Regions from separate parts of the Homo sapiens genome. Here region 2 is linked to region 1. A link is a contact called in ENCODE Hi-C or POLR2A ChIA-PET data. All regions are on one chromosome and are shown on one strand. The core of a region is the stretch at or near the end of the contact, and the rest is flanking DNA. Distances in the headings are between cores, read along the strand shown.

Evidence for each region. A loop is a pair of places that touch in the nucleus more often than their neighbours do. ChIA-PET counts read pairs that join two places held with the same protein, here RNA polymerase II (POLR2A). Pooled maps may share reads with other maps.
Region 2: a map of left ventricle myocardium inferior shows a loop between it and region 1 (4-fold over the local background). The contact joins two enhancer-like sites. A Hi-C loop is called at or near these places in 7 of 168 maps with a recorded cell type or tissue (Caco-2, cardiac septum, dorsolateral prefrontal cortex and 4 more) and 1 of 50 pooled maps. POLR2A ChIA-PET finds 5 or more read pairs at or near these places in 3 of 52 experiments (A673, H1 and K562).

Annotation. Positions count from the first base shown.
Region 1 is chr15:62,845,959-62,850,268 of GRCh38, forward strand. LOC105370854 (a long non-coding RNA gene) reads right to left here. Exons shown (of 7, transcript XR_007064671.1): 2 at 1,917-2,180. Among named protein-coding and RNA genes, the nearest start is that of MIR190A, 24 kb to the left of the region's middle. RefSeq lists enhancers at 610-1,111, 1,112-1,611. Within about 2 kb of position 2,118, at least 5 of the 41 ENCODE cell types and tissues checked have a DNase peak (open chromatin) inside an H3K27ac peak, as active enhancers do.
Region 2 is chr15:62,797,545-62,801,957 of GRCh38, forward strand. It overlaps TLN2 (talin 2), which reads left to right. Exons shown (of 59, transcript NM_015059.3): 49 at 2,824-2,949; 50 at 3,109-3,225. Among named protein-coding and RNA genes, the nearest start is that of MIR190A, 24 kb to the right of the region's middle. Within about 2 kb of position 2,582, at least 3 of the 41 ENCODE cell types and tissues checked have a DNase peak (open chromatin) inside an H3K27ac peak, as active enhancers do.

The DNA of each region.
Region 1 (4,310 bases), core at 868-3,367:
GCAGGAGATCAGGAGAGAGATTCTGTGCAGGGAAAATGCATGATGGAAACAGGAGATGCACTAACAAAGGTCAGCAACTGGAGAATGAATTCGGTTCCAAGGTAAAAAAAATTCAAAGCAGGGTGAGCTGGGCCACAGAGCTGCCCAGTGGGAGATGCTGTAGTGGGAGGGGCTGCTGCCAGAGGTAGGATGGGGGAGCCGCGTTCCATCTCTAAGTTAGCTAACACCTACCCTACACCTACCACGTGCCAGACACGCACCATTATCACCTTTATTTAATCCTCACAACTATACCCTGTACAACGCATGGGTGCTCTTATCTCCATTTTATAGCCAGCAAGGCTGAGGCACAGAGAGGTTAGGTAACTTGCCCAAGGCCACACAGCTAGCAGAACGGGGATCTCCCAACCACTATGTTAAGATCACCCAGCTAGTGAGTGGCAAAGCAAGGATTGAAATTCCAATTTGTTTCCAAAGCTTTTTTTTTTTTTTTAAATCAAGAGCATAGGGAGAACCTCAGTCAGACCTGGCTAGTGGGATAGATATTAAGCAGGCAGACACAGGGAGAGGGAGCTGGGGGCAGACGGAACTGTGTGCATATGGCAGAACCTGGGATGTGCTGGGGGCTCCTGGGCGAGTAGGGAAAGAGACCATAGGGGCTGGTGGGGGCTGCAGGAGAGGCCAAGTCTGCACATGTCTGGTGAGGGGAAGAAGAAGACATTCTGAGACCACTGAGTGAGCCCGTGCTACCGAGCTTGTTCTGTATCATGCAGTCACAGAGAGCCTTGCTTTACTTTATTCCCACTGAGTGTCTCCAAAACCCTGTTTTCAGACCACAGCTCTATCCTGGGTTTAAAACCACAGCGTTCACAGGTAGTTCTGTGGTTCCGAGATACTCCACCAGGCATTTTTATCTGAACACCTTCCACCCCAAGCAGAGCACAATTGCAGGAGTTCTGCTGCCTGAACTCCCCAAGGGGAGAAGCCCCAGCCCAGACCCTCTATGGCCAGGCTGACCTGGGGGTGGTGGGCGGAAAACCCTGCCTGTGTGGGCTGGCACCTAGGAGGGGCAGTAACAGCCTGAGCTCTTGCGGCCATATTCAGAGCCTCCTGCCTGTTTGGGCCTCTCTCAGGATAATCTGCAGCTTATTTTCAGAAAGAGAAGTTTAATTCCCTTAAGCTCACAACTAAATGTTGGAGAAATGCTTTCTGGACTCATCAGAAGGCTGACCATGTTCCACATGGGGTCCAAGACTTGGGGTAGCCCAGGGTGAGAAGGGGCCCAGAGGGAGGCCCTCAGTCCCATGCGCCCAGCACCCTGGTGTTGCAGAGGCATTTGGAAAAGCAGGAAGGGAGAGGTGCTTAGAGGCTCCGGGGCAGAGATGGGCTGGTGTCCTCTCAGCTCCCTGACTCTATGGGCATGAGAGGAGATGGAAGGAGAAGGCAAGGCACGGTTCTTCCCTCCAGAGATCTCAGACCACCCTGGAGAAGCCCGTCTCCTGCAAGGAGAAATGAGAGCAATGCCAAGTTATCCAGTGTGGTGGGAGGCCAGCAGGACTCCAGCCTCAGGGCGGGTCCTTGGGAGGGTAGGACTGAGGAGGAGGTGGGCTGGAGTAGATTCTCAAAGGATGGGAAGTAGCCTGGGCTACTGAACAGAGCAGAGAGAACATTTAGGGTGTTAGGCATGCAGGCAGGAAGGAGGGATACGGGGAGAGGACCATGCAAGGCCTAAACCTGGAGGGACAGGTAGGGACAAAGGCTGTCTGGCAGGGCCTGCACTCCTTGGAATCAGGGCTCCGTTCCAAAGGAATAAGGGGCCAGGGAAGCAGGGGAAGACATGACAAACCTTTCAGGCTGGCTGCCACTCTGCCTCAGTGCTACATTCTCCAATGTCTGCAAGCTCATCATCAGCTCACCTGATGGATCGGGGCATTTTGCTTGGCTACCAGCAAGCCACATAACAGTCCTGTTCCCTGGTTTGCATCCTAGAGGCACCTATGTTTGCTGATTCGATGGATCCTGACAGAGCAGTTTGCCAATCACGGAGCTTCCTGGGTTGCGTGGAGGAAAGCCCTCTGCACCCAAGTTTGCAGTCCTTGCTGTTCTGCATCCCAGGTGGTTCTGACCACAGGGGGCAGTGTGGTTCCATAGGACACCGATAGATCGGGTAGCCCTGTTTCCTGGAGAGAAAAAGGAGGTGTTTCATGGGTAAATAAGTATCAGAAATCAGGCTATGAAAGGTAAATAGGTTAATAATTTAATAAGTCTCTATGAGACTTCTTGGAGCCTTTAAGATACTCATATGCACTGGATATCTCCAAAAGGAGCCTATAATATATGGGGTTGCCCCAATTTGGAGGCCCTTGGAGCAGTTTTTAATTTCAGTATATTTTGAGGGACAGATATTCCAAAGATCACACCTTGGGAAACACTGCTCCCAAATCCTATTGCAATTACTGTCTCTCCTCCCCTCTTAGCATGTCACATATCCCGTCTAGTGTTACTAGGTAGTATTTCGCCTGTGCAGCAGCCTCATCTAGGTCGGAGGCAGGGATCTCATGCAGCCTCCCTAGCACCCAAAACCAAGCCTTGGACATGTGAGATATTTAATAAAGATTGATTGCCTGGGAGAAAACTTCAGACCATGCAGTTTGTAACTCGTGTTTATGACCTGCTTGGTGTCAGCTGCTTTGAACTCTGGCTGATTTGAGCTTGAACAAACTAAAAAAGCCTGTTCCCAAACACCTACCACCCACCACAGCTGTCTTCTTCCTCCTCCCCACCTCCCCGTGGCCTTGCCATGCCACAGGGCAACATTATTGCCTAAGACTAAAATAGTTTCTCTGAAAATCGCTTTCCTAGGGTTTCCTTCCTGAAACAGCTGCAAGGAAACACAACTTGATCCTAAATATCCTGCCACCTCCTGGTAACTCTCCCCATTGTCCAGCAAAATCCAGAAGACAGGCTCCAGCTCAAAAGGAGTCGTTTGTTTGTTGAGACAGAGTCTTGCTCTGTTGCCCAGGCTGGAGTGCAATGGCGCGATCCTGCCTCACTGCAACCTCTGCCTCCCAGGTTCAAGCAATTCTCCTGCCTCAGCTTCCAGAGTTGCTGGGATTACAGGCACCCGCCACCACAGCCAGTTAATTTTTGTATTTTAGTAGAGACGGGGTGTTGTCATGTTGCCCAGGCTGGTCTCAAACTCTTGACCTCAAGCGATCCACCCACCTCAGCCTCCCAAAGTGCTGGGATTACAGGTGTGAGCCATCATGCCCCGCCAAAGGGAGTTGTTACTGAAATATTGAGAGGACCTTGGACGGTGTGAGCCAATCCCTACACAACGGTGCCCCTGGTCTGAATGCCAGTGGGATGTGAGGACCATCTGAAAAAGAAGGGAAAGGTAGAGGGGAAAGGGTACTTTAAGAAGCAGAGTTTCCTCCTGCAGCTGCATGCTCCAAAAGGGCACTTGAAATTCAACTCCCTAATCCTTCCTTCCCTTTTCTTGCCTCATGTAGTACAATGAAGTGAAAAGAACCTACAAGGGCTTTGAACGTCAGAGAGACATGGCTCTGAGCAAGTCTTAGCTTTCACGCCTGTTGATAGACAGTGTACTTGACTTCCCAGCATCTACTCCCCTCTGCCTATGGAGTCCAGCAATATTTGGGGGGAGTTGGCCTCAAGTCAAGGATAATACCATTCCCCCTGCTAGTGACTGGTTCTGGAATGGACATATAACCTGATTCTGGCCAAGGAGATAAGAGAAAATATCTGCTGGAGATAAGAGGAAACACATTCTTGACAGTTTACTGAGTGGATAATATGTATTTCTCTTTCCTACTCCCAGATTCCAAATTCCCTGCTTTTTTGGCCCACCTCACCACAAAAGCTCCATAGTTTATTCATCTAAGTTTGCATGGATGCTTCTTTGGGGGAACTGCAGGAGTTCATGGAAGAGTTTCAGAAAGGAATGAGAATGCCTCAGGAGTTGTTCTGTGATGGAAATTGGCCTGTTGTTCTGTTAATGCTGCTAGAAACTTACAGCGCTTAATAAAAATCTATTCTTTTAGTAAAAAAAAAAAAAAATTATTCCCTTTTCTTTCATAGCTACATGAAAGCAATCTTGAAAATGTGACCAATGAAAACGGTGTTATCCTTGACTTGAGGCCAAGTCCCCAAAATATTGCTGCACTCCACAAGGCAGAGGGGAGTCGATGTTGGGAAGTCAAGCACAATGTCTATCATATATCCCCAACAGGCTCTCTCTTCCCTATCAGTAGTGAATGAAAAAGCCACTTTCTGACCACAATCAGCAC
Region 2 (4,413 bases), core at 1,332-3,831, 48 kb before region 1:
GGAGGCAGTCATCCAAGCGAGATAGTGGCACAGACTGTGGTGGTGGCCATGGGGATGGAGACAAGCGGAGGGATTTGAGAAGAGTCTAGAAGGAAGGCTTGGCCTGGCCCGGTGAAGGCTGGAGCACGGCATACCTGAGGGAGGGGAAGGAGTGAAAGGCGGCTCCTTGTGGGCCAGAGCAGGGCACAGGAGCTCCCTGAAGGGAGAGCTGGTGTGGGCAGGGGGAGGTGGAGGAGATTGAAGTGCCGGAGCCACACACAGGTAGAACTAGTGAGTGCGCGTGAGCCTGCCCAGGCACGGGGCTGTGGGTTCAGCGACTGTTGCCATAGAGGTAGCGACTGCAACCACACGAGAGGAAAAGCCAGGGAGTCGGGGCAGAGCCTGGAGGAATCCAGCATTTAGGACCACTTTACCGTGCAAGTGGCACAGGAGACGGAGAAGCAGCAGCTGCTGCAGGGAGGAAAGCCGCGGGCATCATGTTGCCAGGATGGAGTGTTTCAACCCACCAGAGACAGAGTTAAGAAAGAGGGAAGACTGGGAACTGGTTATTGGCCTGTTCCGGTAACCATCGAGTGCCATCGAGGACATTGGTGTCCCCAGCTGCTTGTGTGGAGTGGTGGGGCAGCAGCCAGATGGGGGTGGGGAAATGAACTCAGCACCTGTAGATGGCCCAGGTGAGAACTTCGGTTCTCAAGGAAGAGAGAGAAGAACTGGAAGGCTAGGGAAGGGCCCTGTGCTTCTGTGACTTCCGCTTCTGATATTTGGCAATTTCATTGAGATTACTTGCCTGTTCCTTGGTCCCCTTCCCAGACCATTGCTCCTCAAGGACAGTCACCACAGTTTGCTCATCTTTGAAACCTGCACATGCGGCACAGCTCTTGGCACATAGTGGCTACTGGCTACTGAACAAGTATATGTTCACCTGTTGTTGAACTAACAGCCAACAAAAGTCGCTAATAAATGGATGATGCCTGTTCCCAGAGTGCAAAATTTAAAAAACAAAAACAAAACAAAAAAAAAAAACCTCTGTTCTCTCTGTTCCCAGAACCGTCAAATGCCAAGCACTTCAGTTTTCACTCCTTAAACCATTCTCAGTAAACTAGTCTGTCTGGACAAAACTGGTTAGAAACCCCCTGTCATTCAGTGCCCCCAGGGGATGCAGTGACTGTGCTGGTTCACTTGAGGCCACCAGCTCGTTCCCTCACGGCATGACACTTCCCTCCCTGACAGCACCCATGAGTGGAGCACAGCTCCGAGAGGAAACATTCCTTATGCTACCATTTCATCCTTTCTGTTGGATTTCTGATAACATCAGAGTCCAGATTGGCTGCCTTTTGGAATTCTAAGCATTCACAAAAACCTCCGCTACAGGTGGTGGGTGCCTGTAATCCCAGCTACTCGGGAGGCTGAAGCAGGAGAATCACTTGAACCCAGGAGGTGGAGGTTGCAGTGAGCCGAGATCACGCCACTGCACTCTTAATACGTTGTCACATCTGAGATCCCAGTTTATCTTCAAAGCAATTTAATGAGGTAGATGGGGCTAGCAAGCTAATTTCACTGTGGATGAGGACCCAGAGCCACGCACACAGGCATGGCGCAGTGTGGAGGTTAAGACCGTGGCCCTCATGCTCACCAGACTCTGAATCCCAACTCTGCCACTGCTGGGCTCTGGGAGTGTGGACATAAGGGTTGTGGTTCCCACTCGAAAAGGCAGTGGCGAGGAGTAAATGAGATAATGTGTGTAGAGTGCTTGGCTCAGCACCTGAACACTGCCCTCAGTAAAGGGAAAATGTTTTTATTATTATAGAAATAGGAGTTACTGGAGCTACTGGACTGGGAACGCTTAAATGCAGTGCCCAATATTGTGTAATTCCCATCTAGACCTGGTACTTTTCACTCTAAATCCGGCACTTTGAAAAGATGATCTGTGGTCTCTGTGAAATTAGAAAAGCAAACACAGATAATGCATCACATCCAGGTTTATGTGGGAACGTACCTGCATCTTCATTCCACAAGTATTTACTGAGTACCTGCTGGGTGCTCATCCCTGTTACAAGCGTGAAACAAAGCAGAAGTCCAGGCCAAGCCTCCTGGAGCTTGCACTCAAGTTGAGGGAGAAGACAGATGATTTATAAGTGAATAAATGATAAAATAATTCCACCTACTGATAAGTGCTGTAAATAAAACGGCAACCTGACAGTTTCAGCAATTGTGGGAGTGGGCCCTTAGCTGAGGGATGGGGAAAAGCCTCTGAGGACATGACATTTGAGTTAAGGCCCAAGTGATGGAAAGAGCTGAGTCCCAGTTAGAACAATGAGCAAAGGTCCGAAACAGGAATGAGTTGAGATTTCCCATGGAGAAGAAGACAGGCTGACCTGTGTGCCTGTAGCAGAGCACCTCATAGCCAGAGAGGCAGGCAGGGCTGTTGTGGGGCCTTGAGGGCTGGGGTCAGGTGGGGATTTTTACTCAGTGTTCAGGGTGCCAGTTAGGAGTAAGTGGTGTTGCCTCTCTGGTGTCCTTTGTGCTGTCAGAGGCAGCTCATCGGCCAAGTTGCTGGCTAGGAGGTTTTACATAAGCTGCATGTTTGCACCTGACTTCTCCGTTCTGGCTCAGCTTCAGCCTCCCCTGGGCAGCTTTTCAAAGTCCTGAGTCCTGTATCAGAATCACCAAGGGTGGCTTCCCAGGAGGTCTGCCATGCTGCAGACTTCAGACTGTCTTTCTCTCCTCCCCCGTGCCCTGGCCTGCCCTCAGGCTGCATGCCTTGGTAAAGCCCACAGCTGACATCTTGACGCCTGCTCACCTGAGTTCTGTGCTCTCTTTCAGGTGGTTTTGATCAATGCCATCAAAGATGTGGCCAAGGCCCTTTCTGATCTCATCAGTGCTACCAAGGGAGCTGCCAGCAAGCCAGTGGACGACCCTTCCATGTACCAGCTCAAGGGGGCTGCCAAGGTAGAGTGGGGCTCCGACTGGGGATGAGCACCTGAGTTCTCTTCTCACTTAAAGGAAGGAGAGGCGTCCTTGCTCATAGCATGCGATCCAGAAGTAAAAGGAGTAGGGGCTGGACCTGAGTCACTGCACTATCTGTATTCATTCTCCCTTCCTATGCAGGTGATGGTGACCAATGTCACCTCGCTCCTCAAGACTGTAAAGGCAGTGGAGGATGAGGCCACCCGGGGCACCAGGGCGCTTGAGGCCACAATTGAATGCATAAAGCAGGAGCTTACGGTAAGGAGCCAGCAGTTACCTCCCTTGGGTACCAGAGTCCCACAGCTGACCCCAGTGAGGGCTCATTTGAGGTTTTTTACCAATGAGGTTTTACCTAAAACACCTGAACTGAGAATGCCCCTTCACCTGCCTGCTGGTAGCTTTATATAATTGAGACCCCATGTGTCACTGAGTTTGGCTGGGATTGATTTGTAAGTGTAATCAAGGAGTTAATTGAAATGTATCACTTAGGACTATTCAGGTTTACTTCCACTAAAATTATAGCACGAGATCAAAGCATTGTCAAAGATTCCTGGAAAAAGGGAAAGTCAGTATGACTGTGCTTACCTGGAGCATTAATTCTGTGAACAGTGCTTAGCCTTTCTTGATGCACATTGCTCTTGGTACCCGCACACATGCAAAATTGGAAGTCTGCCGTTTGCTGTTGGAAAAGCCTAGAAGCCTTTACCTGAGACACTTCCCTTTAAAATCCAGCTTCTTTCCATTGGAGTCATCTGACCTGAGAGAAATTGACCCTGTTCTTTTCTGACTTGTTCCAGCATTGCAGAGTTGAGGACATTCTGGAGTTACTGCAATGTGGATGATATCTGCTGTTCTTATGATCCCACAATGGTTGTGGATTGGCTCATTCTAATCCCCACAAATAGAAATATGCCAAAAAGAGTAGTTTCAAACAGATTTCTTTTTGATAGGAGGTCTGATCACAGATTCAACTTTTTTGGGAAAGAGGGATACCTGCCTTTGCTGCCAATTGTTCTGCACCTTTAAAGGGTCACCTGCAAAAGCGACCTAGAGCACTAGAAACAATAGTAGAACAATTTTGCAGGGTTTTGCTGACAGAAACTTGGGTTTTCTTGTCATATCATTAAAGAATCTAGCCTTGATTGATGTTGCGCTCAGTTCATGCTTTAAAGGAGAATCTAAAAAATACAGGAGTAACCTAAAAGCTGGTGGTGCCTTAAGTACCACTGCCTGGCACTTGCCTGGCTGCACAGGCTGGGTGTTTGCTACCAAAATCTGGACACAGCTCCTTTTTTGTTATTTGTTTATGTTTGATTTTTGTGGGTACATAGTAGGTGTATATACTTAGGAGTTACATGAAATATTTTGATATAGGCATGCAATGCATAATAATCACATCAGGATAATTGGGGTATCCATCATCTCAAGCATTTATGCTTTGTGTTA